Regions from separate parts of the Homo sapiens genome. Here region 1 is linked to region 2. The links are chromatin loops, found by intact Hi-C in ENCODE. Cell type or tissue: Calu3. All regions are shown on one strand. Links, peaks and the distances in the headings refer to the core of each region. The heading gives the core; the rest is flanking DNA. Region 1 has its middle 96 kb from the start of SMIM36. Region 2 has its middle 77 kb from the start of PCTP.

Region 1 (2,917 bases), core at 237-2,736, 220 kb before region 2:
CCTCATAAATTCCAACAGGGCTGGACAAAAGCAAGCCCCCCTTTTCTGGGACAGCCCCTGTTTCCTTCTACTCTAAGCAGTGACTCTCACAGCCTTTGTTATGGACTCCTCAGATCTCTGTACATAGCAACCAGGGCATGAGGTGAGCTGGTCTCTTCCCATTAAACATGATGCCATCAAGCTGTTCCTGTCAGTTACTGCCACTAAAATTACAGCTGTTGGTCACCCCTTAGTGGAAAGAGGCAATCTCCTCCCTCCTCTTCCTTCGTCAGTTACTACCACTAAAATTACAGCTGTTGGTCAGCACTTAGTAGAAAGAGGCAACCTCCTCCTTCCTCCTGCTTCTTAAAAATAACATGCCTTTCACTCAATCCCTACTAGAAAATGCACATACCAACCCAGAGAAAGTTAAGCCAAGAACCCCAGCAGGCTGAGTTTTGAACCTGAGGACACACTTGCCAGGCTCTCAGGGACTCAGCTTGAGCCTCCATGCTTCCCACCCTCCCACTACAGCTGTCTCACAGTTTGGGCTCTGAGATAAGAGGTGTTTCATCCGTCAAAGAAGAAAAGTCCATCAGGAAAAAAAAAACCCACAACAATCCCATAAGTCATGGAGGAAAGAGAGAGACAGGTGTGTGTGTGTGTGTGTGTGTGCGCGTGCATGTGTGTGTGCCCCCATGCATGCTCATGTGTGCACACACATGGGGTTCTTATATGTACATTTAATGGGCATACATGAATTTTTGTGTGCATGTGTCATGCAGGTAGTGTGTTGACAATCAGAACTTAACTCCTTTTTCTTTTCTTTTTTCTTTTTTTTTTTCTGAGATGGAGTCTTGTTCTGTCACCAGGCTGGAGTGCAGTGGCGTGATCTCGGCTCACTGCAGCCTCTGACTCCCTGGTTCAAGCAATTCTCCTGCCTCTGCCTCCCGAGTAGCTAGGATTACATGTGCCTGCCACCACGCCCAGCTAATTTTTTGTATTTTTAGTGGAGACAAGGTTTCACTATGTTGGCCAGGATGGTCTCAATCTCCTGACCTTGTGAACCGCCTGCCTCGGCCTCCCAAAGTGATGGGATTACAGGTGTGAGCCACCACGCCTGGTCCTTTACTCCATTTTCCTCTAATTTTCCTATCCACAGCCTCCTTTTCCTTACCCTAAGGTAACCTTTTAAAATTTATTTGCTTCACTTTATCTATCTTTATGTGTATGTGTGCAGCAAGAAACTGAACAGAATTTTGGCAAAGAGGGTTGTTTGTAGATGTGAATATTTCCTCTTGGCTTGGTGGAGGTCTTTTTCCTGGAAGCCACTTCCTGGGGCTTACGTGGGGGAGAGGACACAGTCTTCTGTTGAATTTACAAACACTGCTTCCCTGGCCACCTGCCCACCCTTGATGAGAAGGTTGTGTGCTCTGTATGAGGAAGAATGACTTGAGGCAGCCTGTTAATCCTACCTAAGTAAACAGAATAGTAAGTGGGAAATGACAGTGGCTTTTGACTATCTTTTTAAATAAACTAAACCCAAGTGCCTATTTATTTCAAAGCTTCCTCCATTTAACAATGTCTTAGAAACATCTCTCAGATTTCATCTCATGATTCTTCTTTAATGACTCACTGATACAATCATATTAACCCAAGTTCCAATCTCCTTCTATCTGGAAGCATTACATGAGATTTTAGAGTCATACGGACTCAAATATTGAATTGGATTACTAGCCATGTAATCTGTAATGAGATAATTATTTCTCAGTTGCCTCATATGGAAAAAGGAGATAATAGGAAGATAATAGTGATAACTACCTAATAGGGTTATTTTACAGATTAAATGAAACCAATCTTGTAAAGCTTTTAATAGAGATACTTTTCATATAGTAAATCTCTTTAACTATTTTTATCTTTTCTCTCTGCTCCTAGCTATTATCTGTGCCAATTATGTCAATCTTCTCTCTCCTGCTTTCCTACTGTATTGGCTTCTCAGGGCTGCCATAAGAAAATATCACCAATTGGGTGGCTTAAAGCAACAGAATTTTTCCCTCACTGTTTTGGAGGCTAGACATTTGACATCAAAGTGTCATCAGGGCCCTGCTCCTTCTGAAGTTTCTAGGGAAGAATTCATCCTTACCTCCTCCAGCTTCTGGGGCTTCCGGCAGTTCTTGGCTTGTGGCAGCATAATCCCAAGCTTTATCTGTCTCCACATGGCCTTCTCTCTTGTCGCTGTGGCCTCTCCTCTTCCTGTAAAGACCCCAGTTATTGGATTTACAGTGCATTCTAAATCTGGTATGGGGCTGGGCATGGTGGCTCATGCCTGTAATCCCAGCACTTTGGGAGGGCAAGGCGGGAGGATCACTTGAGGTCAGGAGTTGGAGACCAGCCTGGCCAACATGGTGAAAACCCATCTCTACTAAAAATACAAAAAAGAAAAAAATTAGCCAAGCATGGTGGTGAGCACCTGTAATCCCAGCTACCTGGGAGGCTGGGTCATGAGAATGGCTTGAACCCGGGAGGTGGAGATTGTAGTGAGCCAAGATCATGCCACTGCATTCCAGCCTAGGTGGCAGGGTGAGACTCCATCTCAACAAAAACAAACAAGCAAACAAACAAATAAAAAAAAGAAATAAATCCAATATGATATTATCTTGTGATCCTTCACTTGCAAAGGTCCTATTTCCACATAGGGTCACATTCTGAGTTTCTGCGTAGACATGAATTTTTTGCGGGATGTTGGGGGGACTATGCTCACTTTTCTTCATCCTCACTGCCATGACTTAGAGCAATATTCACCTGTGTGACTCTACTACCCTGTGAACTGATCTGACATTTCTCTGGTCTCACTCATATCCATTCTCCACATTGCTTCCAGAGAGGTCTTTTAAAAGTACAGACATATCTAATCAAGGGTACCTTTTTCTCAAAAACC
Region 2 (2,917 bases), core at 134-2,633:
GGAAATGTTCTCTGCTCATCAAAGGGCAGAGTTCAAGAACATCCTCATGTGGCCTCCTCTGGAGCAGGTACAGAAAAGCTGGGAAGGTACAGAAGTACTTGAGTGTAAAGGCTTAGCAGGTTTTGGACGCACAAGCAAATCCATATCTAGAGCAGGGTTGCCAGAAACAGATGGTAACTCTAGGGTGCTAATTTCATCCCCTTCCCTCATCTGAAGAAACGCCATGCTTCATGAGAGTATCCATCTCCGAAGGATTAAAAAGATAAGAAAAAAAAAAAAAAGAAGGTGATCTGATCTAAGCCTGGCACCAGCAGTCCCCTTAGGTATATGGAGGAAAGAACACTGAAGTTGGTGAAAAGGATATAGTTCGGGATTTCTGTTGCCTTGGGATTTGGGCTACAGCCATAACGCTAAAGACATGAGGCAAAGCGTATTTAGTTTTCTTCATTGGCATCAAAGAACCTTCCCAGATGCCTTTGCAGTTAGATGGCTCATGAAATCTTGGCCAAGTTCCGGCCAATGGAAACGATGTAAGCCTGTCTAGGTTTGGGCTCTGAGACATCCTACGTGATCCTTCACATGCTCTTTCTTCTTTCCCCTGAGGGCTACATGTGGAGTATTCATAGGGTAATTCTGAATCCAATTTGGAGCCTTGAAAAATTACTTGGTGCAAACACTCTTCTCTCTCCAACACACACCAGCCCCTCATTGGACTGGGTTGTGAATAAGAAAAATGCCACTAAGATTTTTTGTTTGTTGTTTATTATAGCATTTCATGTAATTTAACCTGTTAATATACAACAACAGATACAAAAGATACCTACTGTGGTAAACAGCCAAAAAAAAAAAAAAAATGGCCAGAATTCTTTATTGCTCCTTGTATCCAAGCTCGTTGCAATTTGACTTTGCACTTTGTCTCACTAGGGAGGCAAAGTCTATTTCCCTGCACTTTGAGTCTGAGCTAACCTGTGACTTCTTTCATGCAAGTAGTAGCCGTGTGCCACTTAGGAGTCTAGGTCTCCAGAGGCTTTGCATGCTTCTGCCACTCATTTAGAATCCTGCTCAGCCCCAGTGACAACAAGCCTTGACCTGCTGGATAAGGAGGGACATGAGGTCAAGACACCCCAGCCAACCACCAGCTAATGCCATCCTAGTTCAATGTTCAGCCAGCCTCCTGCCACTGACCACAGCTGACCACTGAAGCATAAGTAAGCTCAGCTAAATTCAGTTAAGCCTGGCCCACAGAAACAAGAATGCTCAGCTGATGGCATGGTGTGTTTTAATACTTATTATTTACGCTACTGGATTTTGGGGAAGCTTGTTACACAGCGTTAGCTGAAACACCTATATTTTAAAAAGACCTACTGCTCATAACCCAGCAGGACTTACTAAGAGGCTAGCAGAACTTGTTTTGTTGTTATCAACCTACCACAGTCTCCAAAATTGGAACATTCCCCGTTAGAGGAGACATCACTGGGATCAGGGGTTAGAGGGGTTAGAGCATCCCATGTTCCTGGTAAGAACTTACTCCATTCTGCCTCTCTGGGAAAAGATTACAGGTGTTTTCTTTTTTCAGTGAAAGTCCAGGCTAATTAAGGGAAGCGCTGAGAAAACCACTTGTAGAAATCGGTGGGAGTCAGAGAGAGGACCTGCAGGAATTGGGGCTTAGCTTATCCCTCCCTGACGAGAAGCTTATTAGGATGCAGGTCCTGTAAAACCACTGTTACTCCCAGCAAAGCAAGCATGATGGAGTAGTTTTTGATAGAGCTGAATTTTATGCTATTTGCGTTCAAGGGTGTATATTAATATAGTGCCTGGTACTGCTTCTCACTTGGAAAATTTTGAAGGCAGGAAACTTTCTAGGGGCACTCTGGGGTGGGAAGCAAAGGAACAGAAAATTGGTATGCTAAACCCTTCTATAACTAATTGGAGAAGCAAGGAGCTGTAAGTTTCCTACGTGAGAAAGGAATAGGTAATTGGATTGGAACATTTTGGCAGAACAGTGTCTGTATTAGCCTCCTAGGGCTGCTGTAACAAAGTACTACAAATTGGGTGGCTTAAAACAACAACAATGTGTTCTCTCACAGTTTTGGGGGCTGGGCATCTGAAACCGAGGTGTCAGCAGGGCTGTATTCCCACTGAATCCTTCAGCAGAGGACCCTTGCCTGCCTCTTCCAGTTTCTGCCTGCACAGACGTTCCCGGCTTGTGGCAGCATCACTCCAACCTCTGCCTTCATCTTAATATGGCTGTCTTCCCCCTCTGTTCTGTGCTTTCACATGGCATTCTCTTCTCTTTGTATGTCTATTTCCAAATCTCCTCTTTTTATGACACCAGTCATTGGATTAGGACCCACTCTAATGACCTCATCTTAACTTGATGACATCTAGAAAAACTCTGTTTCCAGGTAAAGTCACATTCACAGGTATGGAGATTAGGACTTCAATGTGTCTTTGTGCGGGGGAGGGTGGGAAGCAATTTAACCCAAAACAGTGCCCAAAAGGGCTGGCTTCTGGGTGATGGAGCCCAGTAGTAAGAGCTGTAGACAATAGCAGAAGATGGGGGAGGGGGCAAGATGAGAGCGTGCAGCAGTGGCGGGCCTACTGAAAAGTGGGCACGAATCACTTTAAGGAAACCGATATTTGGACTTCTGCTTCCCAATGGGCATAACAGCCAAGGGAGTGCCGGATATGGCCCCAGTCAGGAAAAAGAGCTTCTTGCTCCTTTCCCTCAAGGGCTTCTTCCCAGTCCCCCCTACATGTTAAAAACGGAAGAGATGCAGAAGGAGAAAGTGTCCCAGGAACAAAGGAGCAGACACCTGTAATAATCATCACTGAGGACCACAGCCATGGGGAAAGCTAGCACCAGAGAGAGAAGAGGAGACAGTGGGGCTGAGTTCAAGATGAGATTGATAGTTAA

Evidence for each region. Hi-C counts contacts between places; a loop is a spot of excess contacts. Peaks named below come from ENCODE experiments on the same cell type or tissue, not always from the same donor. Only the 100,000 strongest peaks of a DNase experiment are listed, where the experiment ranks them.
Region 1: it touches region 2 in a loop (4-fold over the local background); 5 of 110 quality-filtered maps call a loop at or near these places.

The regions. Positions count from the first base shown.
Region 1 is chr17:55,606,478-55,609,394 of GRCh38, forward strand. No RefSeq gene overlaps it. Among named protein-coding and RNA genes, the nearest start is that of SMIM36, 96 kb to the left of the region's middle. In Calu3, for the core only: no CTCF peak of the experiment used is centred there; a DNase peak (open chromatin) is centred at 1,364.
Region 2 is chr17:55,826,201-55,829,117 of GRCh38, forward strand. It overlaps a transcript of PCTP not described here. Among named protein-coding and RNA genes, the nearest start is that of PCTP, 77 kb to the left of the region's middle. In Calu3, for the core only: no CTCF peak of the experiment used is centred there; no DNase peak of the experiment used is centred there.